3 separate regions of the Homo sapiens genome follow, and all the other regions are linked to region 1. The links are chromatin loops, found by intact Hi-C in ENCODE. Cell type or tissue: ascending aorta. All regions are shown on one strand. Each heading gives the region's core, and the rest is flanking DNA. Links, peaks and the distances in the headings are about the cores only.

Region 1 (10,354 bases), core at 1,627-9,626:
GTCTAGCTAGGAGCAGCCTAGCACAAAATGCATATTATTTGAAACCTTTAGAGGTCTCGGAGATGTCAAATATTTGTGCAGGTCAGTTTTGTGCCACGGTAGAAACCTCAGTTAGGTTTTCAGTTGAGCTGCCTGCATTTCCAGAAAGCATGTTGAGGCTTGGATCCGAGCTATCAGTTGAGCACTGGAAGTGGGCTTGGAGCTGTGCATTTGCACTCTAACGCCGCAACTTACTGCTAGTACAGGAGGCAAGCCCCTTCACTAAATAAGAAGAAGTCAAAGATAAGGACTGAATATTTGTTCCTCCTCTCTGAAGTTATGCTTTCCTTCTGTAAGTCCTATCTGGCGTCATCATTTAAGGGCATCTATGCGATATTAAAAGGTTTGATAGAGCAACTGGAGAGGGGCTAGGAAATGTATCCAAGATGCAAATGCTCTGATTTCTTGGTTTGCTTTAAATATTAAATCTAGCGTCTTCTTTCAGATTAAAGAGGTATTTAGATAAACTTAGGTTGGGGCACTATTAGTTTGTTGGAAATTTATTTCTGTATGTACTATTTGCTCTGTTTTGTTTCCTTTAGGCTTTGAGACACTTGAGAGTGTGTGGAAGGAATCTAAGTTCCAAAAGCTAAATGCCTTTAGTTGTCTTGACAGTTTTGATTTGCCTATAATTTGTATCATATTAGAAGAGAAGTCTTAAAATAGCTGAAAATGATTTGGAAGAAACAATTTCATTGCATTGCCAAATTTAAGCAGAATCTGTAGTTAAAAACCATCTCTTTCCAGTGGGTAGTAATGGAGGTGGTAAGCTTGTTTATTGGCCACTAACAGAGTTTATCATGCATATATTTTCATAAATGGAAAAGCTTGTAAAGATAATAGGTCTTTTGGACAAAATACAATTTCAGCATCAGTAATGATACTGAAGGATGATGAAACAGATTATAATTTTAGTTTATATTTTCACCCTCTTGAAACAATTCCTTATGTGATCGTCGTGAGGAAGTAGGGCCAATTAGAATAGCAGTAGAGTCTAAAAGTACTGGTCAAAGGCCATCCATGCTGGACTGGATTATCGTGTGACTATTGGAGAAATGTTCAGTGGGCTAGCTTGTGTTATTAACTGTATGCTAGTTCAGCCTCTTGTAAAGCAGAGTGATTCATAGGGTAATCAATTTCATTGTGTAATGCAAGTTTTTAATAGTACGAATTGAAATGTGATGTCCTACTTACTTTAGATGAAACTCTACTCTTTGAAAGGCAAGGCTAAAGTTGCCCTCAGTGTCTTGAACATTGTCTTACCATAATTTTGGTATAAGAAATGTTTTTCTGCTCCCAGAGGAAATCCTATGTATTCAGGAATGCTGTTTCTTTCGGGTTATGCTATGCAGCTTCTCGTACAAGCTGTTAGATATCCACAACTTTGGGAGCCCACCTGTCTCTAAAAAAAAAATGTGTGGTACAAGAGCGAGGGCAAAAAGAATTGAGCAGTACACTTCAGGCATGTTAAAATTCAATAGCATCCTAATGTTTGAAAATGCTGAAGACTATGTATTTATATATGTATGTATGTACGCACACACATATATGTGTACATGTGTATGTATCTTAATGTGTGTGCGTGTTCAAAATTGTAGCGATTTCAGGTAATTTTTCCAAGCAATGCTTTCACTTTGCAAATTGGTTGGCCATTACTTTCTTCTTCATTTTTCAACTGCAAATGGTTTATCAAGTCAGGGAGAACAGGGACAAAGGGAAAGCAATGCTGCATTCTTAGGCTTTTCTGGTGACTTGTGAGAATGGGGTAGAGATGTCACAAATCCTTTATTTGTGTCCCCAGCAGAGCGTGATGAAGAGCATGGTGATGCTATGGTACGGGTGAATTGATATGAAAGCGGGATATTTACTTCCTTTATAAATCATCTGATTTGTCAGTGTTGCCCCCCACCCCCACCCCTTCAAATATAGCTGAAGAATCACTACCTGAATAGCCTGGCTCAGCCTATCTGCTTCAATTCATTCCTCCTTCCCCTTGGGACTGGACAACTGGACCCTGCCCTTGCTTAGTTGGAGTCAGTTGTGTGTGTGTGCAAGTTGGTGGAAGATGTAATATTTTCAGATCTCAAGAACAGCTCATGTTTGTAGTGTGCTGTCTCAGACTTGCCAGAATAATAGAGCTTTCTAATGACTTAAGCCTCACTCTTATCTCCTATTGAGATTTTAGTGCAGTGTTTTCAATAATCGTTCATTTGTACTTCCTGTGCTGTGATTTCAGAGTTTGCTGTTCAGTCACCGTGGACACTTTTGTTACTTATTCTATCAATCTTGGATCTTGCATTCACCATTTGGAGTTAAATATAAGGTTCACATGGGAGAAGGAAGCAGGGAAAATCTCAGTCAGCAACCTGAGTGGGATTTACTGTAAAAGCAAGGGAAAATAATAAATACTTATAAATTTACCCTCCCACCCCCATCAATGTTTTAGATAGTTAAAAATTACATGTGCCAAAGATGAATAGCCATTAATAATTTATCCAGAAATAAAAGCAAGGCAGCTGGGAGACTTCTCCCTAGATTAAGGAAGAGAGGCTGTGGGTGGTTGTCAGTACAATGGACTGAGCTGCCCAGTTACAGTTTGGTTAAGAGGACTGTGCTGGTATGAAGGGCAGGTTATTTGCTTGAGTGCACCCCAGCAATTGCTCAGCGCCTGGCAGAAGGTTGTAACTGTGCACTGTCTCCAGCTCTAAGCACCGTATGTTTGAATTGTCTCCCCATTTCCATCTGGCCTGACACATTTCTCCACTGCTGGATAGGTGAGTCGTTGCCAGTGGTCATGTCAACCACACAGATTCCCCATGGTTGGCCAGAGAGATGCCATGTCTCACCCTTTGCCATCAGGAGAGAAAATGGGAGGCTGATTGTGCTGAAGAAATTCTGTGTGGCTGCATATCAGGAAGCTTTCAGTTCTGAGTCAAGCAGGTAGAGACTGTGGTAAGCTTATAGCCAAGAAGGATCTGGGGCTTGCCCCCATGAGAATACTCCTAAAAAAAATGAAATGATACACTTTAAACAGAATTAAGAGGCAAATATTAGAGCTCTCCCTAAATGTTCCTATTAATGGCATATTAATTAAACCTAGAGAAAAGGGCAGGCAAAATTTAGAAAGTGTGAATGAATCATTCAAGTTCGCCTTGGTGTTAGTTGTGGATCAACTCTCTTCATTAAAATGCCTAAGGAAAATAGGAAAAACATTTGGTGGCATGCCTATAATAAAAACAAAACAAAACAAAAACCTCACTGAGGAAGCTTTTAATACAACAGCTAAAAAAAAAAAAAAAAGAAAATCTAGTAGGAAAATTCTAGGACAGAACCCTATTCCCCTGCCTATAATAGACGCATTTGTACATTGTCTTAGGAAGGACTTTTTTCCCCTGGGATGTTTAGAACATTCTCATGTCAGCACTTACACTTTTGGTTGTAGCTGGACCATCAAGTTCACCTCCAAACTAGTGTGTTAGAAAAATATTTAAATGGCAAGGTTATGAGGAAGGAAACGATCAGAAAGCAGCAGGCAGCAGAGAAAAACATTCCTTTTTAGTGGTTTCAGTGGAAACATTTAACTCCTTCTAATTAGTTTGTACTGAGTGATCTGTTATGAGGAATTAGGTCCACTCGACTATTTCTAAACACTCAGCCACTGTTTCTATCTCCCCGAAGCTGACAGGGGTGAGAATAATTCAGGAAGAAACTTCTATGTCTAAAGTCCCCCTTTTAAAGCGTGAAGTCCTGACCATTATGTCTTATTACAAATACATCTAAATTACATGCAATAAATTACTACAAAACAGGGCTGGAGAATGTTAACAGGTGAATACTATCAGAAAGGGTCATGAATAAGAACCTGAAATCTAAGATAACTTTAAAAGCCATAAAGATTTCTTCCTCAAGACTATTCTCTTTTTAATCTCATATGAAGTTCCTATTTTAAAAGCCAAATTCCAAATTTGATCAACATGCCAGTGACATGGATTCCTTATCACATCCTTAAATTTTAAGCTAGTTTTTTAAAAGGACCTCCACAGTTGTTGTAATTATATGGAAATGAGGTATGCTTATTTAAGGGATAAGTTCCAAAATTCATGAGCTAATGATGACTTGCAAAGTTACGCTTTCGTGGATGACATAGTTGTTCCAAAAAACAAATGACAAATTTAAATTAGTGGTTTCTGACTTCCATTCCGGAAGATTCGGTCACAGTTGCTTTTGACTGAACGCTCCGTTGATAAGACAAGATGTGTTGGTTGGTGTGTGTGTGTTTAATACTGGAATGTCAAATAGTTCCTTGTTATATATATAGACTTAATATTGTACTTCAGTCATAGCATTTATGTATTCCTGGATCTTTTCACATCATTTGAAATGTAATACATTAAGTATTGACTTAATAAGATAGACATTAAAGTACTTTTTAAGCACAGCTGGCTTTCAAGTTTAGCAACCATTATATACATTAGAGGTTTTAAAAATCAAGTCATAAGGATCATTTTCAAAGCTTTTCCTGCCTAAGAAAGCATGATGCTTGTATAAGCAGAAGCCTATTTCTACTTTGACCTTGAGAAAGGGATGTTTCCATTTGTATTGCACTAGGAAAAACATGTCAAAAAACAACAAAGGTCATAGTCCCTGCCCTCTCTCTTTCTGTCTGTCTCTCTTTAGAGAAGCCATTACATATCATTTCCCAAAAAGATTAGTTTTGCAACAGAATTTCACACATGATTGGTGGCATTAAGAGAAAATACAGCATAAGAGGTGGCTAGAAATATCAAAGCTTAAAGTGGTTGAGATCATGCTTGAACCAAATTGCTAGGATTGAAAATAGGAAGATGCTTTGCTCTGTCGCAGCGTTAAAATCGTTATGAAGCAGCTGGAAGTCAGCCCTGATTGCATATGAACTCCAGGCTTACACAGCCCTTGAAACGGAAGGTATTTTCATGAAACCCTCTTGATTCCAAAACCTCAAATGCATATGAACCTGTATTAGGGCATTGGCTGGGATGTAGTGAATCTCTTTTCTTTCTTATCAATCTTTCAGTTTTTTCTTTTTTTGCCCACATGTAATATCACATTTCTGTAAGTGGAGAGGAAAAAGAAAAGTAACCTGGCCAAGGTCAGAAAGGAAATTCGCAGCAGTATCAGGATTGATGCTCACAGAAAATGCTGTCTGCCCCACAGGAAGATGGGTGCTATGGGGGCAGGAATGGGGTTGGTAGGCTGAGAGTTTTTAATGGATAAATGTTGTTTAATCTATGTCCTCAGCACTCTTGTTAGTGCCAGGCACTTAGAAATATGTGTTGGATGTGCAAGACTGAATGGGTGTGGGAGAGCAGAGAGGAAGGGAATCCACTTCCTCCACGCATTCCCTAAGGCTGATATTCCCTATGAAAGCTAGTACTCGGGCATTGACAAGAGAAACAGTCCCTTTTGCTGCTGAAACACTAGCTTTTTTTATTATTATTTTTTTTATTTTTTTTAACCCAAGTCCTAGTAAGGACAAGGCCATAGAAATTAAATTTTAAATTAAATGTGATAAATTCCATAATCTTTTTTTCTGTTTCTAGTTGCTTCTTTCATAGGACTCTGCAGTGTAAAGCCGGTGTTAACTCTATAGAATATTAAGGCCAATGTACAAAAATGTCTGAAAAATACTTAAAATTATATAAGATAGCAAAATTATAGTTAATAGCAACTCACCTGATACAATTTCAGTTTTCAGCTTTCACTTTGCTTAAGTGAATTTTCTCCAGATGTTGGCATTCCCTTGCCAGCAGGCTGGGATGGGCATAAAAGACCCTATATGCACAAGTAGCTGAAAATGTTTAGGAAGGTCTCCAGTTTTGAAGGTTGTCATTTATGATGGCAGAAGAAAATGAATACAATTTTGCCTACAATTTGCAGGGCTTTAGTAAAGTTGCTCTTCACACTTACCTTTTTTCATATTCATGGATTTTGCTGATGAGGGAAAGTGGTTGTAGCAGATTGCTCTGAGGATAAAAACGCAATAAGGAATGTAAATGTACTTTAATAAACATGATCCCTTACACTTGTATAGCAATTTGTATTTTTCAAAGTGTGTCAACATTTTGCTTTTTTTATCTTCAAAATGACCCATTGTGGGAAGTAGACAAAATATAATTATTCCTATTTTTAGATGAGGAATTTGAGCCACAGATGACTGAAACAACTTTCTCAAGGTCACAAAGCTAGTGACTGTTAAGGTGTAGACTCTATGTCAATACTTCTGAGACTTACTTCAGTGCTCTTTACAATGGAGAATGGGGGTAGGGAGATATTTTTATGAATGGAAGATTATTTGTAACAGTAATACTTGAAAACATTCTCCAGCCAATAGCTTGAGAAATGAGTCAAATAATTGGGATCCAATATGCGTTTGTGTTTTGACTTGACTTTGTGAAATTACAATTCATAACAGAAATCTGAACATAATTTATAATTTTATTCTGCCTTGTCTTTTTACATCAAATCATTAATAGTCAGAAAATATGAATTCTGCTTAGAAGGCATGCATCGGTGTTATGGACTGAATGTTTGTGTCCCTGTTTCCCAAACGTATAAATTGAAGCCCTAATTCCTAATATGATAGTATGGAGGTGGGGCCTGTGGGAGGTAATTAAGTTTAGATGAAGCCATTTGGGTGGAACCCTCAGGATGGGATTAGTGTCCTTATAAGAAAAGGAAGATGTGAGAGCTTCCTCTTTCCACCATTTGAGGCTGTAGCAAGAACGTAACTGCTGCAAGCCAGGAAGAAAGCCTAACCAAAACCAAACCAGGCCTACGCCTTGAACTTGGACTGCCCAGCCTCCAGAACCGTGAGAAATAAATGTCAGTTGTTTAAGCCCTCCAGTCTGTGGTTTTTTGTCATGGCAGCCAGAACAGATTAAGACAGTTGGCCTCAGGCAGGAAGGATCCAGGCTTTCTCTACTGCCTCAGTTCCTCTAGTGTCTATATTTAGTGTAGATAGTAAAGCTTATATTAATTGTATACTGTATGTTTTTGCTGTCTCACTATTTAACTCAATGCTTATAAAAAAAGTCCAAATTAGCTGTGCTACGATCTCTTTGATATTTACAGTGACCCCATCTCTACCATTTGTTCAAGATGGAATCCCAGTCTAGTCTTTGTTCCATGACTGATAAGTAGGAAAAATGGCCTACTTTACAGTTGTATCTCTTCCATTCAGTAGTGCTGTGTCCTTGGGAAAGTCATCTCACATTTGTAAAGTTTTGTTTCTTTGTAAAAGGAGAATAATAATAATATAATAATGTTTCTCACGGTTCTATTTGGAGAACTAAAATATGCTATACACATAAAAGTGCCTAGCACTGGAAAGTACATGGTAAACAGTTAAGCTTAATTCTTTATTTCTTTTTCTCCAACTCATATACAAATGTATGAAAATTGAGAAAAGTGATTTTGCCTGTTGGGGTCAAACTAGGAACCATGCTTAGTAAATTACATAGAAATAATTTAATGTAGATAATTTGGTATATAGGTGATAGAAGAGCTGAAAAGCCACATGGGGAATGGTGAGACAATTCATAGAGTAGCAATCGCAAGAAACTGGTAGTTATAGATGGAAACACAAGAGAGACTCCTGAAGGCCAGGGCCCAGGGCCTCCTGGCAGGAGCAGGAATCATAGAGGGGATCCCACATTACACTCAGAGAGAGACAGAAAAATACCCTGGTTTCTCCCTTTCTCTTGCCCTCCAATCCATTGCCTTCTGCCGCTCATTGGTAGAACTGAGCCGAGGCCGACTGAGGTGGCCTGGGAAATGTATCCTGCAGGCTTTAGCCTCTACGTCTGTAGCTTAGAGGAAGAGCAAGAATAGATCTCAGGACAAATTGGCCAAAGACCTGCAGAGAGATCTTGCCCCTGATCTATAAGTAGCAATTTAAATGGGAGAGTATTTCTGCAAAGCCACCTCAAGTATCAGTAAGAGTTTGGTTGGGGAAGATACACTTAAGAGGGAAAGGAAGTATGGTTCAAGAGCTTTTGGCAGCTCTTCACCAATCCTCCTGGTTCAAGTATGTACTTTGTCACTTTCTGGTAGCACGGCTTTGGACAAATTAGTGAATCTTTCTTTGCATCAGTACTTAATACAATCAGTTGAAAAGTCTGACAGTGAAGTGTAATGAAATTTGAATACAAACTTTATAATCTCCAAAGCACTGTATAAATGGACCTTGTTATGAAGGTGTGAAAAGCCAAGTGAATTAGTAAAAGAAGTGGGGAGTTTGAAAAATAACAACTTGGAAATAAATGTTCAGCTATGCAGTTTAACATTCCAGCAGAGATTTCTGAGGACATTGAGGGAAGAAGCATTTCGTTACTTCATCAAATAGCCTCTTGTATTGTGGTTTCAATATACCTTAGAGGCCACATCTAATCTATTCTTTGTCATTTTTCTATACCAATGGGAGAGTTCAGACTTAGAGGCAGGAAGAGAAAGCGAGCAGGGCAGGAACCCTGAGATTCCATGCCCCATACTCTTTCCCCTGCAAGACTCTAATGGGGATGGACATATTGAAAACTGAGAGAGTTTATTAATAATTGCTTAGGAATTGAAGAGGAATTCGGTATTGATTTTTATCTATTCCTCCATGTGTTGCTGGACTTTTAAAGACAGATTTCTTTGGCTGAATGGACCTACTATTTAAAAAAAAAAACAAGGCAAAATATTCTGCCCTTCCTGTATAGAATTATTAGGATTTCTCCCAAGGTCTGCTTGTAAAGTCCTGTGACAATTTACAACTTATGACGCTCTTGTTTTGAGGTACCACCATGGTAACTGCTGGGAAGTGTTTCCCTTGCAGCACACAATAAGGAAGTCACCGTTACCATCACGTGTTTTAATTAGCTGCCCTGAGGAATGGTGGGCTATAGCTTAGAGGTCTGTGGGCATTCTTAGGATTTGTATACTAAGGAAAATGTATCAGTTAAAAGGTAAATTGGAAGGCAGATTGATTAATTTTTTTCCTTTAAAAGAAAAGTTGTGTAGGATCCTAAATACTAACCTGGTGAATCACTTCGTTTATGGCACCCATCTGGTTTTTTTCTCACTTTTAAATCAATAAGTACAAATACTGTAGTGAGAAGCTTAAGGCATGAGCTTTATGGACCTCTTGGTTTCCTTTGAGAATTCTCAGCTTCCCTTTGTGAACAGCCCTGATGCCGATAGGTGATAACAGGTGATGTGGCCACTGCTCACAGAAGAAGAATTGAATATGGGATGAATGCCTGCTGTGCCAGGCACTGCCATGAGTTATTCCATTGGCACCTCACCACCAGCCTTAAGGGGAACATCAGTGGATCTAAACCCTGGCTGTACAAAAGAATCACCTGGGGAACTTTGAAATGATACTAATGTCAAAGCGCTATCCCGGTCCAGTATAACCAAATTCTCTGAAGGTGGAGTCAGGCATCTGCATTTTCATTTAATACCCCTCAGTTAATTATGAAGGACAGCCAGAATTAAGAACCACTGAGATGGGAAATTTTAACCATTTTACAGTAAGCATCCTGAGGCCCTGGGAAGTTCCACATTGCCCCAGGTCACCTAGGCAGCAGTTGGCTGGGTCAGGATTCCAGCCCAAGTCAGTCTGAGTTCAAAGCCTGGGTTCTTTCCCCACGACACATTGTCTCCTCTCACGGAAATCAGTGTATGGCATGACGTGTGGGCCTGATTACACATTGCCTGTGCTGCCCATCCCTGGTTTCCACAGTGAACATCCCTAATGGCTGGGAACCCTTCCTTTCTACTTGGGATCCTTTATAGAGCTGGTACCCAAAAGAAGTCCATATTACAGTAGTTGATTCAGGATCACAGTAATATAGTTCTGGAAAGGATTTTGAAATCTTGCTTCCCAAAACTTAGTGTTTGTACAAATTACCTGAAGATTATATTATAATATAGATCCTGACTCAGTGGGTCTGAGATGTGGCCTGAGATTCTGCCTTTCTAACAAGCTCCCAGACGTTAAATGTTCCTGGTCCACCCACTGGTCACACTTTGAGTAGTTATGCTGTAGAGGCCAGTTAGATGAGCTACCACTTTATGCACATGTGGGAAATCAGGTCTAAGTTTCCAACCTTAGTATACTTATTTCTATTCTACAAGACACCGCATGGTCCATGGTTTGAGCTCCAATTACGGTGACAAATGATTCCATGTTGCCTGGGACTTAGAGGGTTTTCAGGATGTTGGACTTCCCGTGTCAAAACAGAAAGTTTCATGTGTACTGGGATGAACTGGTCACTCTAGTTTCTGTAGACTG
Region 2 (10,354 bases), core at 1,230-9,229, 60 kb after region 1:
CAGAATTTCCAGTGACTATTGTATTTATAGTTTTTCCTCAAGTCCACCCTTTTCAAGTTGCTAAAGACCCCCAATCAATCTGCAGGTTCTTTAGTGAGCATGGAAGAAAAGGGAAGTGGGTCGTTTTGAGCCACAGTTCATCTAGGTATTGTAAGTTGAATCGAGCTTATGCTGCCCCGCAACAGAGCACACACCTCTTCAGTGACTGAGTATTAGTGGTCCATTAAAGCTGGTGATGCACAAGGTAAACAGCAAAATTCTTTCTCTCTGGTCTCTATTGTTATAGTACTGTATTTTATTAGAGCATAGGCAGCTTGGCTTAACTGCTCTGAGATACGACTATTCAGTCTTTAAATGGAATAGTATTTTTTTTTTTTTTTTTTTTTGCTTCAATAAGGTGGGGCAGGACAGATGATTCTAAATCTTTTTACATCAGAAAAATCTTTAGATGTTCAGATTGCAAGTCTCAGCCATAAGAATTATGTAAGATTTGTATATTCAGGTAATCTTACTTTGTCACTGAGAATGTTTTCTTGGCTTATGTATTTAACTAGACGGCAATCTTCTTGGTTAAGGACTGTCTCTCTCCATATATATTGTAGTATGTTGTTGGAAACACAAGCACATTATAATAATTTCATAGCATGCACATACTATTTTCAGATATCCTGTTGTGCTCTTAATTGATTTTCTAAACATATGGTATAATACAAAGCTGTTGAGTGGGAACTGAGAAATCTCTCTTTGTGTCATTTTAAAAATTATAGAGCTTGGTATTTAGTTTTCATGTTGCATTCCTAGAGTTGTTAATTAAATGCATATTAGAATTTCATCAGACAGCAATAGTTTATGGAAGAATTCATGGATTTAAAAGACAGTTTATTGGATATCCATGCACTATGGGAACAGATACATTGATAAAACCACCTAAAGGAGCTGAGATTCAGAAAGAATGTAGTTAATGTCTAGCTGTGATAAAGACTTGTTTTCTAAGTTTTGTTAAATAAAGATAATTAATGAATAATGTCATTATGTGTCTCATAGTATTCATGATCTTTTCCTTCCCTAAATTATTAATTACCTTTAAATTTTGTTTCATTTGAAATAACTTATTTATAATTATAAAATTGCTATATGTCAGCTTTATTTATAATAAATACTGGACATACCAATAATGACCAATGATGGGGCATTGTTTAAACTAGTTATGGTATATCCCTAAAATAGAGTACTTGTCAGAATTTAAAATTATGTTTTAGAAGTATATTTAAGATATACAATTATTCCAACAGAACAAAGGCGGTTTCAAGCACTTATGCTTTTGCAAACTAATGTGTTTGTTCCCCTCAAATACATAGTTTTTTTAAAAAAAGAAAGCAGTAGAGGCACCAAAAATAATAGTAGAGACACCAAAAATAATAGAGGTGAGTTATGGTACTGAAGTTACCATGATGTTTAAAAAAAATTTTCTGGCCATGCCCGTAATCCCAACACTATGGGAGGCTAAGGTAGCAGGATCCCTTGAGCTTAGGAGCTCGAGCTTGCAGTAAGCTGTGACCGTGCTACTGCATTCCAAGCCTGGGTGACAGATCAAGACTCTGTCTAAAAAAAAAACAGATTTTGTTTACATTGTCAGACTTTTCTACAATAACCATATGGCTTTATTAAGCCATTCAGCTATTCTCAAATGAAACAAATCAAAATTGTACATGATCATCACTGGTGAATCATCGGTTTTTTCTTTTTATATTTATTTCCTATGAATTTAGATCCACCTTTTGCCTTAGTCAAAAACATATTAAGAGAATTTTTAGGGCAATAAAACTGTTCTTTATGATACTATATATATCATTATACATTTGTCCAAACCCAGGGAATGTACAACACCAAGAGTGAGCCTTAATGTAAACCTTAATGTAAACTATGAACCCTGGACAATAATGATGTGTTGATGTAGGTTCATCAGTGGTAACAAATGAACACTCTGGTGGGGGATGTTGATAATGGAAAAAGCTATACATGTGTAGCGGCCGAGGGTATATGGGAAATTGCTGTGCTTTCCTGTGCAATATTGCTATGAACATAAAACTGCTCCAAAAAGTGGCCTATTAATAAAAAAAATTATGAGTTATACATATTCGTTTTATTGTCTATTGCTACTTAACAAACGAACTCCAAAAGCAACTGGCTTACACGATAACAATGTTATTTTTCATAATATATTTTGGGTTTGAGCACTTCCTCTGCCTATTTTATCTGGCTCATTCATATAGCGGCATTTATCTTGTGGGTCACCTGGGTTATAAGGTCTAAGATGACCCCACGCATGTTTCTGGAGGTTGCTGCTGGCTGTTGACTGTGGATCTGGGTTCTCCGTTTGTATAACCTCTTACTCTCCCAGAAGCTGGTCTGGCTTCCTTACCTATTGTTCTCCAGACAATATTACCAGAGAGCCAGGGCAGGAGCTGCAGGGTCTCTTGAGGCCTGGGCTCTGGAAAGCACATGGTGTCTCTTATGCCACATTCCACTGGTCAAGACAAGTTATGAGGCCAGTGATAACTCATAGGATGGGAAAATAGGCTCCCTTTCAGGATGGGAGAACCAGCAAGTACTAGTGGCTGTATTTAACTTGTCCCAGGGGATGACCAGAAATATAAAGGTAAGATCCCACAGTTGTGGATAAAATGTGTTTTGTGACAATTAAACCTTGAATCTATAACTAATTTCAATTTCGTATGAAAATAATATTCCTTAAAAACTATTGCACATTAAGTTCTAGGTCTGCACTGACAAACACAATAGCCACTAGCCACATGTGGCGACTGCACACTTAAAATTAGCTAGTCCAGATTGAGGTGTGCTGTATGTAAGTGCAAAATACACACTGGTTTTCAAAGGCTTTGTACATGAAAAAGAGTGTAAAATATTCCTTTATTATTATTTGCCTTTATTTGGGTTGAATAAAATATATATTATTAAATTAATTTCACCTATTTTTACTTTTTGGTGTGGCTACTAGGAAATTCAAAAATGCATATGTGACTCATTTCTATGGCTCACATTATATTGCGATAGTTCAGTATTGCTCTATACACTGATGCTTTTCATACAGTTTCTCACAGCAACTACAAATGGTTATTTTTTTACAATTCCGTGGCTAGGGAACAAAGTACAATATTTATATCTTTTTATACCTACGCATAATCTGCACTTGCCAAAAATAATTATAGCAACCTAAAAATCCAAACACAATAACAATTTGGTGTTATAACAGTGAAGAGATTTAGAAATGAAACATTACGATTTGAGTACACATTTGTACACTTTCCTAAAATATCTACAACTAACAAATCATCTGACATTAAAAAAAGGTTACTTTTAAATTTCCACTGTGCTATTTCTTTTTTCTCTATTATTAATCTTTAATCATTCTTATATAGGTCACATGAAAGCCTAGACTGTTTCAATTTGCCTTTGTCTCTCATTTTTTGGGAAAGCCAGGCTGGACATCTGTGACCACCAAAGCTGCCTGCCCCTCAGTTTTCACCATTGTTCTCTTTCTTCTTTCCCGGTTCACCCATTCTCCCTGCTCTGATTGTCTCAGTTGAGGAATTATTGCCTGGGAGAATTCACCTGTCTTGCTTTCATGCGTGGCTTATTACTTTACTGTGTTTCTTGGCCAAAACCTCAAGGTAGCTAATCATTTGTACCTCCAGCACTTCATTTTCTAAATTAGGATAGGCAGATGTATTGCTCCATACAAAGATTTTTCAGAATTCTGGGATAATTAGGTAATGCCAATTACTAATTTCATTATTTTCTAATGGGTTTGTACTTTGTCTTTTTATGAGCCATGCTATTCAGAGCCCTTGAGATTTGTCTAGACCATTTGGTTTCAACATCCATCAGGTGAAGCGGCTCTTTGGTGCCAATACTTCCTCTTGTTGGAGCAAGACCGCATGTGCTGCTTGTCTGTTTGATAAGTAAAATTAATCACAGACAAAGCTTGAGAAACTCACAGGGAAAAACCTGTGATGTAGATGTAAAAAAGAGAGATGTAGAGATTTGAATATCAAATGCTTACGAGTCTGCCACTTCTGCTGTCTTTTATGAACTCTTAGGCTGTACCATATTCTGTTTGTTTCTCTTTGTTAAGCTTAATATTTTGAAAGTGTGCTTGTGTTTCAAGCATAGGTTGAATTCTTGTCACCAAGGCAAGTAATGTTTCCAAATAGCCAGTAGCCATAAAATCTTCAGAGACACTCCTCTTGCATTTCTTGAATATTAAAGCAAATCTACTTTTCTACGTTCATTGAGAAGGAATCTATTTCTCTCTTGCTGAGACAAAATAGAAAGGAAATTGTTTGAAATAATAAGCCATAACACCTGTATGGGCCAGGATTTTGCAGTATTTTTTTCTTAGCGTTAAAAACGTATATTCCTTTATCACATACAAGTTAGAAATGCTTTTGCCAATACCCACTGGATTCTTAATAAAGCTTATGGAGCCCATTGGTTTCCTTGCTAACTGCTCTAAAGCATTAGCTTAAAAATTAGAATTTTCCAAATTGCCATACGAGTTTGCTGAACTAGCAAAATGCATCCCTGTCATCTATTTTCCTAAGAAGCACTCCAGTTTCACTTACGATGAAGACATCCCTTTGAACAAAATTAATCGTTAATTTTTTTCCAAGTAGGCTCTTAAAAATGTGACATTCTTAACTAGCTAATATGTTCAGAATAAAAATGGAAAATTCTTTGGAAATCTGTTTGCCACCCAGCTTTGCTCTGATTAATAACCCTTGCAAATGTGTGCTTATTATACCATAAACATGACCTTTATAAGAACATCAGAAAAATCAAACTATGGATATGCCATGTCAGAGACTTTTTAAATGTCAGAAAATGTAATGCTTTAAAATTAATGTGACTTTATAATACTTAACTATTGAGGGTATTTTTTGAACTTTTATGAATTTGGGCTTATTAAAGATTTTTTAAAGGGTTCCGTTATTGAAATGGTCTGGGTTGGGTCACAGTTGATGGTAAAGAATGTAAAGCTACGAAAGAAAGAAAGAGAGAGAGGAGAGAGAGAGAGAGAGAGAGAGAGAGGAGAGAGAGAGAGAGAGAGAGAGAGAGAGAGAGAGAGAGGAGAACAGTTAACCATTTATGGCTTTAGTGTGGTGAAGTTTGTCAAACATACGAGATATTTATTACCTTCATTTCCCAGAGCTTCTAACCAGAAGAGAGTCAGCAGTGGGAAAGTATTCTCAGTTAAAGAGAGACAACTCCTAAACATGGCGCTTTATAAACTAAAGGGGCCAGGAGTAAAAAGAGCGTGCTTGAAAGTTGTTACAGGAGACAGTGATGTTTGGCAGTGGATATGTAACCAGTTCAACTAGGGAGCTTTAGGTCTAAAGTGGGACATATACCACACTCACAGTGTCAGAGTTCTATTTCTGCGTAATTAATTACCAGAAACTTGGTGCCTTAAAACATCACACATTTATTAGCTTATAGTTTTGTAGGTCAGAAGTCCAGCACAGATGTGGCTATGTTCTCTGTTCAGGGTATCATAGGGCTGAAATGAAGATGTTGGCTGGACTGAGTCCTCATCAGGACACTCTGTGTTAAAAATCTGTTTCTCAAATTCATTCTTGTTAGCAGAATTTAGTTCCTGTGGTTGTAGAATGAAGGTCTTGCTTTCCTTGCTGTCACCCTGGGGCTACTCTTAGCTCCCAGAGACCATCTGCATTCCTTTACATGTGGCCTCGATCTTCAGGCCAGTAAGGGCACATTGAATCCTTCTGTTGCTTCTGCAACCAGCCGGAGAATGCTCTTCGCTTTTGAACAGCTCATGTGCTTAGTTCACACCCACATGAACAATCTCTTTTTTTTTTGAGATGGAGTCTCACTCTCTCACCCAGGCTGGAGTGCAGTGGTGCGATCTCGGCTCACTGCAACCTTCGCCTCCCAGGTTCAAGCAATTCTCTTCCCTCAGCCTTCGAGTAGCTGGGACTACAGATGCACAACACCGTGACCAGCTAATTTTTTGTATTTTTAGTAGAGACGGAGTTTCACAGTGTTAGCCAGGATGGTCTTGATCTCCTGACCTCGTGATCCACCCAACTCGGCCTCCCAAAGTGCTGGGATTACAAATGAATCTCTTCTTTTTGAAGTCAACTGTATCACGTCGCATAACCTAATCACAAAAGTAATATCCACAAAATTAATAGTCCTACAGATGATGTAGGGTGTGTACAGCAGGAAGCAGGAAATCTTGGGGGTTGTCATAGAATTCTGCTAAATATGCCTAGAGACACACATCCTTAACTGGACTTTAGGTTTATCATTTGTGTTCTCTGGCCTCAGTGTTTTCAATTTGTGGATCATGTACCAATAGCATCAGCATTACCTAGGAATTAGTAAGTAATGCAAATTAGCAGCTCCCACTCAGAAATCAAAACTTGAAGTAGGGGTAGGAAGACATCAGAAGTCTGTGTCTTAATAAGCCCTCTAGGCATTTCTGATGCTCACTAAAGTTTGAGGGCCAGTGCTCTCTGGACCAGGGTCAGCCAACAACAGCTGGTGCCAGAGAACCAAATCTGGCTGATGACTATCTTAGAAAGTAAAATCTTACTGGTACATAGGTATGCCCATTTGTTTACATACTGTCTATGGCTGCTTTCACACTACAATGGCAGACTTAGCAGTTGCACTATAGAACTGATAGCTCACAAAGCTTAAATATTAATTATCTGGCCCTTTCCCAAAGGAAAAAAAAAAAAGTTTGTCTTCTCCTGCTCAGGAAGTAGATTACTTGATTGCTAAGGTTTCATCCAGTTCTAACTTGCTCTAATTTTGTACAGCTTCCATGTGAATCCCACAAAATTGCAATATGAGATTTAGAGGCTCATTTCCCTAAAAAAGATTAACCCTTGACTTTCATTTCTATTAAAGGACCTGAAAATGTGTCCTTTCTTCCAGACATGACTGCAACTATCCTTTCAGTCCTCTGATGGCTTTTTCTGTCTTAAGTGGAAATGAAGAACATCTGTTCACCATTCTTTCTATGTTAGTTTTTAAATATTTGAAGGCAATTAAGTCACCCTGAGTCTCTTCTCTTCACAAAAACATTGCCAGTACCTTTAGCTTTCCCCTTACTCTTACTTGCCTGTCCTTTAATCATGTCTGTCTCTCTGCTTTGGCTATTTTCCAGGTTGTGTACATCTTTCATAAGTTATTAGATTTTCAACATACTTAGCCAATCTTTCTGGCTTCTAACTTAAAAGGACAAAGCTAAACTAAAAACAAACCAACCTGCCAATTGTCCAAGATTCAGCTCTTCTTTATTTTGTTAGATTTCTATGTAATTATGCATCTTCCAACCATATCTTTGCTTGTAATCCATCAAATGTGGCTTACATCCTTTACATTACTCTTTTTTCCTCCAAAATTGGTGCAACAGTTAGACTTACTGTGGTTGATTCTCACTTTCTGAGTCTGGCCTCAATGATGTCAAACATTTGTCATGATGGTTTTCACTATCATCTGATATTTTTCACTGGCTGACCAGTTCATAAAACATACTCCAGGTATCCAACTTTCATTTTACATTTGTTTTCCCATTTCTTTACATGTTTTCAATACCTGAGCCAATGGATCAGTAAATCAATGAAATCTTTGCCTCTCTTTCCCTCATTTCATCACATTAAGTTTGATTTACAGTCTTGATATTTTCTAATCTGTAGCACCAAAAATACACATGATTTTTTTGGTTGATTGTTTTATTTCCTTTTTTGTTTGTTTTTTTTTTTTCGTTTTTTTTTATCATTCTTAGTCTGGATTCTTTTAGAAAATGCATGTGTGTACATTTGTGTTCCAAATATATGCAGCTCTATTGTTCTGTTTCCTTTGGTTTCCCTTCTACCCACTTTAACTGTGATGTATATTTGTGCTTTTGGTAAAACAGATTTATTTGAGAGTCAGCCAGCTTTCCTAAGCTCTCCCCTTGAGGTATGCCCTGCCATTTCCTTTGGCAGATTAAAGCTTGCTTATCTGAAATATCTCATTACTGAAATAATCACTTTTAATTTACCAATTGTACAGCCTTTACCTTTCCAGAAACATAATGAATAACATAATTTGTTTCATGCCAATCAAATTTACTTCCCATGTGCCAAAAATGTAGGTTTTTTTTTTTTTTTTTTTTTTTTTTACTGATGGAATATATTCACATAGGCTTTCTGAATCTATGACTTATTTAAAATAAAAATAATTTTTTTTGTCAGAAGGTTTACCTTACCATATTCCTACGTTATCAGGGAAGGACTTAGATGTCTTTCAACAGTATAATACTCTGAAATGTGATAGGAGACTCTGAGTTCCTTGAAACAATTCTGTTACACTCAGATCTGTAATTGGAATTTACCAGTCAGTTGAGACCTAGCCCAGACTAGCTAAATGTAAATGTAGCTAAGGGCAATTCAATGGAAGACAACATTTTAAAAATACAGAAATAAAATCCAAAGCATCTCCCTGCCTTGTGGCAGCAGCCGTTGAAAGGCTGTGTGTGTAACATTGCGATGTAAGGGACTGTCTGACTATGGGCTTGCCTACAAGGGTAGAGAAGAAAGGATATTTCTATGCTGAACTGTGTAGCACTTAAGATTTAGCTAGGATATGTGAAAAAAAAATAACCAACTAAAATTTTGGCTAGACTAATGGAATTCTTAAGCTATAGGCAAGACTGCCATAAACAGTTGTTATCAAGATTTCCCCAGTGCCAATATGCCATCTAAAATTTTGGCTGGAGTAGTTGGTGAAAGCATAGCAAATAAACAAGAAAGCCACTTATAAAATTGAATGGCCATGATTCTAGTCCATGTGATTAGTAGAGCATATTACCTTTTGATAAAAAAGCATCAGTCATCATATCCGATATTATTAGTTAAACATCACATGTGGCTCCTCACTAAAAGAAGTGGGTTGCAAACTCTTGAAAATACGCAGGAAAGAACAAATTGTGGTCTACCAATGTCTTTTTATTACTATGTGATAATATTAGAAAATTGCACTTGTTTTTAGTTGATGGTTAGGAAAGATAATATTATTTTATTAAATAAGAGAAAATGATGATTCCAAAGGAGAAGCCGGCAAGAACAAGAACTTAAAAAAAGTGTTTTGCTTATTCTCTCACTATTGCTTTACCTTGCTTTAAAGGGCTTAATATCACATTTACTTTTATTGAAATTTACCCAGTGTATTCAAGAGAGTGAGTAACCAATAAATATTGAATGAATGTTTGTGAGAAAGAACGAGTGAGCCAAGAAGTAAATCTGAGAGGAATGAAAGATGAGGGCAGCCAAGAGAGAAGAGGTGACAGAACAGGTAACAAACTGAGGACAAGCTGAAAAGGGAGGAAGTGAATTAGTGTGACTCTATTTTTCCACTGACCATAAATAATATTAAATATTTACGTCCCAGATTCCAAGTCAGCTATCATATTTTGAGTCCTTACCACGTATTAGGCACTGAGCGAGTCTCTCTCATACAATATTTTGTCAGATAATGCCACACTCTTGGTTGATCACTTTCCAGTTTAAAAGACATATACTTCTATGGGTTACCATGAGATCATTTAAGAGTGGGTATTTCCATATAGGATGACTTGGGGGTATTTTTAGTGCTACTCACAGGCTGCCTCACTAACAGTTCTATCGAGGTCAATCAAGTAAGTCGCTTGGATATAATTATTTCTCCAAATTGCTATTTTCCCTCCCTGCTAGTCTCCCTCCCTCCAAACCTCCTTCCTTCCATCCCTTCCTTTTTGTTCTTTCTCTCTCTTTTCAATATTGTTTCCTATGCCTACCATCTCACAATGAGCACATTGAAAACAGGTACCTAATAGTATTAATGACATTAAGTATAGTTTGCCATTTTCATTTCTTCTCTCTGGATTAGCTTTCAAAGCAACAATGTCTTATTTATTCATTCACTGAAAAGTACTTGGGTGCCTATAATTTTCAAAACTCTTTCTTAGACACCATAGAAAAAAATTAAGATGACCCAGCCATGAATACTCCCCTTCAAAAGCTTAACTCAGAATCAAATTACTAGCAAACAAAATGTAAGTATCATAAGAGATATACCAATTAATGATTTAAGCAATAATGCTAATAAAATAAAAATTTAATAAAATATATTCCATTATTTCATATCATTTTGATAAAAAATGAGTAAAAAAGACATTAAGAATAGTTACTATAGTTTAGTATTTACTCTATTATTTCTCCCTGTAAGCCTTACAGAAATCCTGGAATTTAGCTGTTATTCTTATTTTATAGAAGGAGAA
Region 3 (10,354 bases), core at 1,371-9,370, 300 kb after region 1:
TTAAAACATGACCTATGAAGCAAAACAATTTACTCACAGTGCTAGCTTTTAAATTTCACAGTTGGGTTGTTGTTAAAAGTAACAGAAATATTGATAATAAAAAACAGCTATACAAACATGTATCCTAAATAAAACAATGACTCTATTCTAAAGCTTAATTATGAATTATATTTTAAACATTATCTTATCAAAATTAATGGTGAAATATTAGAACTTCTATTTATATCAAATGGGCTCCAATACGATGTTGTGATTTAACTCTTACGTAACAAGATCCCAACGAGTGAAATGGAATAGAAATGCCAGCATCCTTTGAGAGGTCAGTCACATGGGACTAGATTTCTATTTTTTTTTTTTTGTAGCTATAAAAATACTGAGCATTTTACAGGATCAGAATGGCCAGTATAGATGGTTTCAGAGATAACACAGATTTATTTTGAGATTAATTCTTAGCATACTTTATTAATATAACTCTGCCGTAAAATATATTTAAAGTATTGAATTAAAAATTGATTGACAGAACTAACCAATAAGTCATTTTTTTCTTAAATATATACTTAAATAATTAGATTTATAGCTGCTTAATGCTAAAATAAACAATTTTTAAATGAAGCCTAAGAAAATAAAAATTGTTATTTCATATTCAGAAAAAAAAGAAAGATCGACTTTTTTAAATGTTTAAATTAGCGCTTTGATGAAATGGTGATACAATTACAATGAATGTATTCTCAAATGTGAAAAGAATAATACATAGTTTGGCAAATTTTGGTGCTGGGGCAGTTTGCTGTAGTTTGGAATTTCTGGAGCTGTGTGATAGCTAATGGGAATAACAGGAGAGATGATAAGTTTATATTTGGAATTTCATGAAAATCTAGTTTATGTGGTTTCTGGAGATAGAAAGGGAATCTTGGCTTCTTAGAAACAGGTCTGTTAGCTTTGCTGGGGAAGAGACACATTTGTTCCAGAATTGTATCGTATTATTTTCCAAACAGTTCTAACAATTTTTCAGTGGCCAGTCTTTCTGTAAATAATCTGTAGACTTTTGATTTCTCCTATTCTATATTTATTAGCATGTTTTCTCTGATTTTTATTTATCCTCCAGCTCTTAAAAAATTATCTTTGGCTGAAATATATTAACACAACATGGAAACTACTTTGAAGAGAGAAATTCTATCAAGAAATCATTGTGTTATGTGATGACCCCCATTTTTCTTCCTTCTTTGCAGAGAGAAAAATAATAATACATTGCTGTTTTGAGTGAAATGATGGGTAGTTTGAGTCTTAACTCAGCTTATAGTTGAAATTGAATGCTCAGGAGTTGCTGAAAGATTATTGGTTAAAAAAATGTTTTCTCAATTTTTGTAATTTTTCTCATTTCCTTTTCTATACTTCCATCCTCTTTGTCAACCATTTTCAATGATTTATCCAGTGGAATTTACTCCCTGAAAACTCCTTTTCTAGTCTCCTGAAATATGAAAAATCCTTTAATCTAGATGTCTGAGCAATGTGTTGTGGCAAGTGCATATCGGTTACATCATGGTAACTTTCTGGTGATTAAAACATTTTCTGCATAGCTAATCTATGAAATACTAACACTGTAATGAAAAATGCTAAGTATTATAACTCTTGCACATACAACAAAATGCCTGAGTCCAGATGGGATAATGTTCTAAATTATTTCCATACTCAATATTTTATCATTGCACCCTTTATTGTGGGAGCTTGTTTTCTTATCTTCAAGACAGCTCTACAGTACAAAAAAACTGAAGAGCTGGCTGTTATTTCTTCATTTTTATGGTATGTGCTGCCTAACAGGATTCTAGAGTGAGTATTTGTGTCCTAAATAACTTGGCTTGACTATCTTCACATTTTGCAGTCCCTACTCATTCTAAATTACCAGTCAGAGGTAAGCTTTCTCTCACTTTTCGTTCAACTTCAATTAGTAAAAGCTTTCAAGATTCATGATTTATCATGTCATAATTCCAACCGTTAGATATCGTGGATAGTAAGGACACATGACAAACCCTTACTTTTAACCTAAGGCACATGGCCAGCAGAAGGAAGGCCATTACTACATATGTTAAACAGATGAACTACCAAAGGCAATCACTGAAAAACCATACCTTGATTTCTTGCCAGATTTCAAACTGAGCTTTCCAATACACAGTTCTTCTCATTAATGAAACAGAAACTGTTACTGCAGCATGCAGTATTTTTTTCCTCTGAAAGCTCTTGGAACAGGGGTGCTACCATTCATAGATTTTGGAGGGCTTTTTTTTCATTCTGCCCTACTGGAGGAAAAATAAAATCTCTATTAGAAGCATGAAAAGGCAGTTTCCTAATCTAGTGGCATCCAAATCATTTAAAATGCCTTCGGAGTAAATTGAGTTTCTTTTTGTCTTCCTTTTCCTTTCCCTTTCGTAATATTTATCCAAAAGCTCACAAATTTTGATAAAACTCACCCATTTGTCTTGGTGCTTATCAGTTGTATGTACAATAGCCAGACCCACTCAATTAACTAGAACAAGGCCTAACAATCTTACCTTCTGATGAACTTAGGTTTGGATTAATTTATTTTGGCTTAAATTATATTTGGAGAGGATGAACTGTGCTTTATACTAAACATCTGTGAACAAAGTGGAAAATTAATTCCCCTAGAAATATACAAACTCTAATTTAGGGAGAGAAAAGTTTATTCTTACAAAAGAAACCCTGGTTTAACTGATCAATAGAAGGTTATTTAGGTTCCCACTAGTATTTTTCTCTGCTCCAAAGATCAGAATGTGTCTCTATCCTTCCTCATTTGTTATCAAAAAGTGCATCTCTCAAAGAAAAGTTTGTTTAGGCCAGGCACGGTGGCTCACGCTTGTAATCCCAGCACTTTGGGAGGCTGAGGAGGGCGGATCACCTGAGGTCAGAGATTGGAGACCGGCTGGCCAACATGGTGAAACCCCATCTCTACTAAAAATACAAAAATTAGCCAGGTGTGGTGGCACACCCCTGTAATCCCAGCTACTCAGGAGGCTGAGGCAGAAGAATCACTTGAATCCAGGAGGCAGAAGTTGCAGTGAGCTGAGATGGTGCCACCGCACTCCAGCCTGCATGATAGAGTGAGACTCTGTCTCAAAAAAAAAAAAAAAAAAAAAAAAGTTCATTGATTAGGTAGTATCTAAAATTTTTTAAAGAATTTTCTACTTTTTTCCAGGGTTCTCTTTTAGAGTAACTAGCTTCCCCTGGCTTGCCTGGGATGTGCCAATTTTAGCACTGAAAGTCCCATGTCGCAGGAACTCCCTCAGTTCCCTCAGGAAAACAAGGACACTGGTCACTCAATCTCTCATTTCCCTCTTCTTGCATTCATGACTTGCTGTTTAAATGACATTTAGCTTTAGAGCTGAGACCAGTTAATCTAAACCGGAAACTAATTGGCAGATCTGTCAGTGGTGGTTCTTGAAGTGTGGTTCTCAGATCAGCAGCAACAGCAATACCTGGGAACTTGTTAGAAATGCAAATATTCAGACCTCACCCTATACATACTGAATCAGAAACTCTGATGCTGGGGCTGGGCAGTCTGTGTTTTGTCAAACTCTTTGGGTGATTCTGACGCATACTAAAGTCTCACAATCACTAGTTTATACTAATAGGATTCTTTTTGATTCGTGAAATTTCCCCAACATCTTGGCCCCATGATAGGGGGATGTTTTGAGAGCCAAAGGAGCATAAAGAAAAGAGTGAAATAAATATTATTTGAAAAATTATAAGAGGAAAATGATTAAGGATGAAAATTTCACTTAGGAGGTCAATGATATGCTTTTTTATTGCTATGCCAATTTTCAGTCTAGCACCTACCTGACAGGGATATAACTCCAACTTTTAAAAGATAAGCAAATGCCTAACAAATTTGATGGCAGCAGCATCCGTGTTTATCAATTACCAACAGTCTGGCAGACACTGTTCTAGTTATGTTATGGAGTATATTTATATACTAAATGAGTAGAGAATATAATCCTCTTTGACTTAGAAATTAAGGCACTGACATGATAAGACATTGATATAGATTGCTGAGGTGATTGTTATCAACTAAGGACAATGCTTTGATATTAAATTAGGCTAAAAAGACATGCCAAGGCTTCTTTCCTAGAATGAGTCCCTAATTTACAGATGCTAAAGAAAAGAAAGAGGGCAATTTACCTTGTAGAGAAAAAAAGTAATAATACTAACTCTAATCAGCTTATCTCTCTTTAAATAGAGAGCTTGTATTCTGAGGGCGAGCTTAAGTCAAGCCACCTGATCAGTCTTGTAACCACTGGAGAGATGAGCAGTGTTTAGTCATGTCCCTAATACTGTTATTGTCAGTCACCCTTTTACATCTGTCTTTTTCTGTTGGCTTCTTTCTTTTTAGGTTGTAGGGGAGACCCATTGTCTAGAGAGAATATACGCTTTGACTTGATGAAATCCCAGTTTAATCTAGAAAGGTCCATTTTGAGGTTAAGAACATTTCGGAGATGTGGAGGTTGAAGATATAAAGTAGGTCTCAGCTTTGGCTGGCCAATATGGGATCCTACTTATCTCCTCAGGGGACTGGACAATTCGTGTCAAGACTCTGTGCTTCAGGAGCCTCTGCTTCTTCCTCCTTCATGGTCCAACTTTCCTGCCCCTTCTTCATCTCATTAGCTTAACCCTCAGTTGCCTGACCCAAGTCAAGGTGTGTGACCTGGTCCTGATCACCACCTCTTTTTGGGGGCTTCTGCAACTGTGCTCTGTCCTGGCAACCTGCTTCTGTAATCTGTTTATCCCCAAATTTGAATGAGTAATAGGAATTGCCTAAATTTTGGATAAATTATCCTACAAAATAAAAGCATTCTCACATTGCCCTCTCAAATCACATGATCTTTGTAGAAAATGGCCGGTCCCTATGAAGCTAATTGATCTTTGGCATCAATAGGGAAATTCAGCTGGGCGCAGTGGCTCACACCTGTAATCCCAGCACTTTGGGAGGCCGAGGTGGGAGGGTCATTTGAGGTCAAGCATTCAAGACCAGCCTGGCCAACGTGGTGAAACCCCGCCTCTACTAAAAATACAAAAAAATTAGCTGGGCGTGGTGGTGTGTGCCTGTAATCCCAGCTACTCAGGAGGCTGAGGCAGGAGAATTGCTTGAACCAGGGAGATGGAGCTTGCAGTGAGCCGGGATTGCGCCACTGCACTACAGCCAGGATGACAGAGTGAGGCTCCATCTCAAAAAAAAAAAAAAACAAAAAAAGGCCGGGTGCTGTGGCTCACGCCCGTAATCCCAGCACTTTTGGAGACCAAGGTGGGCAGATCGTCAGGTCAGGAGTTCAAGACCAGCCTGACCAACATGGTGAAACCCCATGTCTATTAAAAATACAAAAAAATTAGCCGGGCGTGGTGGTGCGCACCTGTAATCCCAGCTACTCAGGAGGCTGAGGCAGGAGAATCACTTGAACCTGGGAGGCAGAGGTTGCAGTGGGCCGAGATTGTGCAACTGTACTCCAGCCTGGGTGACAGAGCGAGACTCTGTCTCAAAAAAAAAAAAAAAAAGAGGGAAATCCAGAAGTTAAATTTTTTAAATGGGCTCTGCTTCTGCCTTAATATTTTTCATTAGAATAACGTATGGTCTAATTTGCATGTAATACATGTAGCACATAGTGAGTTCAACAAGTAACCATTATGTATATGAATCTATTGTTGATGTAATTGCCTCAAACAGATAATAAATTGGACAGCTTTGAAAATCATCTCAAAAGTTTCAGTTCAATATTTTTGTTTTGTAAATTTTAAAATCTCCTTTCTAAAATTTTTAATGCATACAAGGCTTGGGAAATTTAGTTCAAATAATGTAAAGGTAGAAAGAAATAGTATAGTCACCCAATCCCTTAGAACATTAGAGTTTCATGCAGGCTACTATGGGGAACAACTTGTCACTTGATGAAAAGTATATGTGATTACTTTTTGCATGGAACTACCAAGTCACAGACCATTAGAGACACAGTGAAATCAGTTTGAAGTGCAATTCATTTTTCTAATGTTTTCTAGTAATACTTCTTCCAGCTTATTCTTCTCAAGGAGAGTGAATTCATTGTTCCCTCCACTCTTATATTAGAGTCCTATTACTCTTGCATATACAACTTATATTGCATTTATTTTTTACCTCCTGTGATTAACACAGCATCCTGTATATGGATGGGTTCTATAAGACAGACCCCCAAAATTTTCAGGACCGAGCATACAAATGGAGACTATATGCCATATATCTAAATATGTATCAAGTTTCGCCTAGCAACTCCACACTTTGTTCCCCAGGAATTGTCCTTGGGACCTGGAGAATAAAGAATCCCCTCACCTGAATCATCCTTGAGCCTGGTAGTGAAGCAGATTTGTAAGAACAGAGCGGAAGCAGTGCCCAAAGCCAGAACTTCTGGCTGGTGACTGGACCTACCCAAATCAGGTACCCTGCAAAGTGGAGTGGAGCACTTGATTTCTCCACAGCCTCATTTGGTGGCTTTGGGATTTCTAGGCCGTTTAAAGCACTTTCTACAGCTATACCACTCTAGCAGACGGGAGTGAGGAATTCAGAGCAGGGGGACTTTTTCTGCTTAGACATACATTTTTGTGATTTGGGGTGGCCAAATGTGTACTGTGTACAAAAACAGCCACTCTTTCTCTGGTTTCCAGATAGAAGTTGTGATATCTTCCAACCTCTCAACACACACACACACACACACACACACACACTTATACACAGATATACACATATAGCCATACATGCACATGCATACACATAGACATATACACTCATAAGTGTGCACACACACTTATGAACTCCCAGCCTCTGTACTCTGGCCTTTGGGGCACCCAGTTCAATTCTCACTTCCCTTTCCCATAATTCCCATCTGCTCAATTGGTTACAGAACCCTGTAGGAACTTTTTTTATTTTACAAGAAAAAAAAAAAAGCCCACAAATAAAGGGACTTTTAAGCACAGCCCAGTGCCAAGGCCATTCCTGCCTGGGTCTAAGAGTGTGGTATGGGCTCAATAAATTTTAGTTAAATGAGATAAAAGTGGTAGAAAAGAAACCACCAGGAATAATTTCTAAAGACTGGTGGTTTGTTTTTGTTTTTGTTTTTGTTTTTGGTCAGAAGCACCTTTTTCTACTTCAGAATGTCAGCACATTTATGAGGAAGCAGCTGTTTTCTTCATTTCCTAGCAAGTCTGAGTGAGACTTAAATTCACATAGGAAAGAAGAAAATAAATCAGATGTAATTCTGAGCCTTCAATCTACAGGAAAACATGATGAACATCTTTGGGTTATAACACTAATCCCTGTTACCTGAGAGGAAACTCTAGTAACTCACCTATGGTTTTTCCACTTCAGTTATGAAGTCTGTAACCAGAGGAATAAATTTCTTGCCCAGACCATGTAACTTGGCTGCTCCATGTTACTATCCAAAATTCAAGTGTTGATATTTTTTGGAATCCTTTCTTATGCTTTATGGATTTTTTTAAAGAAGTATTTACAGTGTTTTTATACAAGACGAAGGTCACAAATGGGCCACTTTGAATACTGATGTTTCCTTTTATTCTCAACTGAAGCCCCATTCCACAACGTATTAGCAACCTGTTTTGATGCCAAAGCCAAATAGTGACAGTTGCAGTAATGAATATTTGCTACAGGGCGCTGGCAGAAAAATGGCACAGAAATGCAAGCCCAAACCATCTCAAATCTTTCTCTTCTCACTGAATTTCACCCATTATTTTTAACTCCTTGTCACATATATTGTCCCAGAGTCTTTGGTAGAGTAGTGCAAAGAAATCTGAATCAGCCTTTGGGAAACAGTAAGAAAAGCGAATCGTTTTCCTACTTTCTCATCTTTTGCAGGGGGAAAAAAAGGTGCAATGAAGCCCTGTGGTTTATTCTTACCATTCTGCACAAGAGGTTAGTTGAGAGCTATAGGTTTTCCTTTTCTTTCCTCCTTCTAAATGATTTTAAGCAACTTAATACCTTAGCATTATGGTATTTGGATATACGTAATTGACTCTAGCTTGGGCCACGCTTAGTTTCTTTTATAGTCAAATGTTTAAGATGTTGTCTTTCAGCATGCATAATAAATCAGGATGAATTCAATTATTTTATAAAAAATTAAATTTTAAACAATAAAAAACAAATGAAGAGCACATGCAACTGAGCCAGACTGTGTTCAAATCATTGTGTTACCTGTTGGCAGCTCTGGCGTTGGGCAAGTTCCCAAATTTCTCCATACCTCAGTTTTGTTGCTATGATGATAATGCAAATGTTGTGCACCTCTTGTTTTTTATGAGTTAATACTTGTAAATACTTTAAAAGTGCTTCCACGATGATTAGCTATTATTAATTTATTCATTGTTTTCTCTTAATATTTATTGAGTGCCCATTTCATGCCAAGTATAAGTGCAAGAATATAGCAAAGAATAAAGCAGATTAAGAAGTTTATAATAATAGTTATTATTTCAAGTCTTTATGGGATGTCTCATAAACTATTCTGCCACTAAGTACATGATCTATGTTTATTGGCCTTCTTATCCCCAGTGGCTTGGGACAGAACTTAGCACAAAATAGTTCCTTAATAAATGTTGATGTAATAAAGTTTGAGTGCATGAGTAACTGCAGGTAAGATAATACACACTAGATTTGGCATTGGGAGATACAATGTCAAGTCTTAGTTATTATCTCAGAGCACTATGTGACCTTGAGAAATTTCCTGAAACTTCTCTATCTAAAAATTAAGAAAACTATGCTATAAAGCCATTAAGCTTCTTTCTGATTATGATTCTACAAAGTAACTTGAATGATGCACCATTTGTTGACTGGTTATAATTCTGTTTTTCTTAAAGTAATAAACTTTAACTCTAGAATAGTTTTAGATTTGCAGAGAAGATTCAAGAATATATCAGAAAGTTCCCATATACCCTGCATCAAGCTTCTCTTATTGTTAACATCTCACATTAATGTTGTACATTTATCACAACTAATGAATCAGTATTCATACATTAGTTTAACTAAAGCCCATTCTTTATTTGATTTTCCAAGTTTTTACCTAATGTTCTTTTGCCCTAGAATCTCATTCAGGATCCCATGTTACACTGATTTCTCATATTTCCTTAGGCTCCTCTAGACTGTGATAGTTCTGCACACTTTCCTTGTTTTGATAGCCTTGCTAGTTTTGAGGAGTACTGGTCAGGAATTTGATAAATGTCCTTAAGTTTAGGTTTGTTTTCTGTTTTTCTCATGGTTAGACAGGGGTTACGAGAAGGAAGCCCACAGAGGTAATTTTCATCACATCATGTCAAGGGTATATGCTGCTGTTAACATTATCATTCATTTAAGATTCTATTTTAATGTGTGGACAATAATTATTTATAACTGGTAATTTAATGTACCATATTAAAGTAAACTTCTTTGCTATATGTATGCATTGTATAGAACAGATGACTTTCTTTGAATAAGTCATAATGCTAAAATATATTTACCTTACTTTCTTGGTTTAAAAAACACCCCTTTATCACTGTTAAAAGGTAAGTGAAAAATCCATTACTACTTAAAAATTAATAGTATTCCTATCTTTATGGAGTCAAGTTCTACATATTAAATTTAAGATAAAAAATATAACTTTTTATTTCTTTCACACTAACTACATGCTTAGAAAATAACAAATTTATGGTTAGCTATGTGGTCAAAAGTATTCCAGAAAGTAGACACACCAGAAGTTGAGTGTTGATATTAATTCCCCTAAGCCTGTCTCATGCAAGGAACTTGCCTTAAGAAATGTTAATACTTCACTAACCCCTAGGCACAGAGAATCTGATGTCTCTAATCTTCTGTTGTCTTTGGTTTAAATGTACATTATCCTCTGGGGTCAGAGAAACACTAACGTAGATGTCACAGGAATCGAAAGATTCCTGGTTTTGTTTATTCTATGCTTTTGTTAACAAATTGCACTATAAATAGGAAAGTTAGTTTAGGATTACTATGATCTATACTATGTGCCATTTTCAGATTAAGACCAAGTCAATCCAGAGGAAAAGTTGTTAGAGCAGGGTATTACTAGGGAAATCTTTACCATAGTAGATTTCAATGAAGTAAATACCCACAGTGTCACGCTGGCTTCAGTGTGTGGCCAAACTAAGTTTAAATATAATATCTGTATTTACGGTTATCACTCCTGATAGAGCTGATCCTAAGAACAATTTAGTGGTTTTAGCCCACTGCTCCCTGTGACCTTACTATGCAGAATCACAGTCATGGCCAAGAGTATCATTCCCAACTTTTTTTTTTTTTTTTTTTTTTGCCTCAAAATCTGAT

What was found. Hi-C counts contacts between places; a loop is a spot of excess contacts. Peaks named below come from ENCODE experiments on the same cell type or tissue, not always from the same donor. Only the 100,000 strongest peaks of a DNase experiment are listed, where the experiment ranks them.
Region 2: it touches region 1 in a loop (2.0-fold over the local background); 4 of 110 quality-filtered maps call a loop at or near these places.
Region 3: it touches region 1 in a loop (2.0-fold over the local background); 4 of 110 quality-filtered maps call a loop at or near these places.

The regions. Positions count from the first base shown.
Region 1 is chr3:21,740,025-21,750,378 of GRCh38, reverse strand. All of the region lies in intron 1 of ZNF385D (zinc finger protein 385D), which reads left to right. Among named protein-coding and RNA genes, the nearest start is that of ZNF385D, 6.0 kb to the left of the region's middle. In ascending aorta, for the core only: no CTCF peak of the experiment used is centred there; no DNase peak of the experiment used is centred there; H3K4me3 peaks cover 4,405 bases; H3K27ac peaks cover 4,745 bases.
Region 2 is chr3:21,679,163-21,689,516 of GRCh38, reverse strand. The region is part of intron 1 of ZNF385D (zinc finger protein 385D); the gene reads left to right. Among named protein-coding and RNA genes, the nearest start is that of ZNF385D, 67 kb to the left of the region's middle. In ascending aorta, for the core only: no CTCF peak of the experiment used is centred there; no DNase peak of the experiment used is centred there; H3K27ac peaks cover 4,922 bases.
Region 3 is chr3:21,439,283-21,449,636 of GRCh38, reverse strand. The region is part of intron 4 of ZNF385D (zinc finger protein 385D); the gene reads left to right. Among named protein-coding and RNA genes, the nearest start is that of ZNF385D-AS1, 98 kb to the left of the region's middle. In ascending aorta, for the core only: no CTCF peak of the experiment used is centred there; no DNase peak of the experiment used is centred there.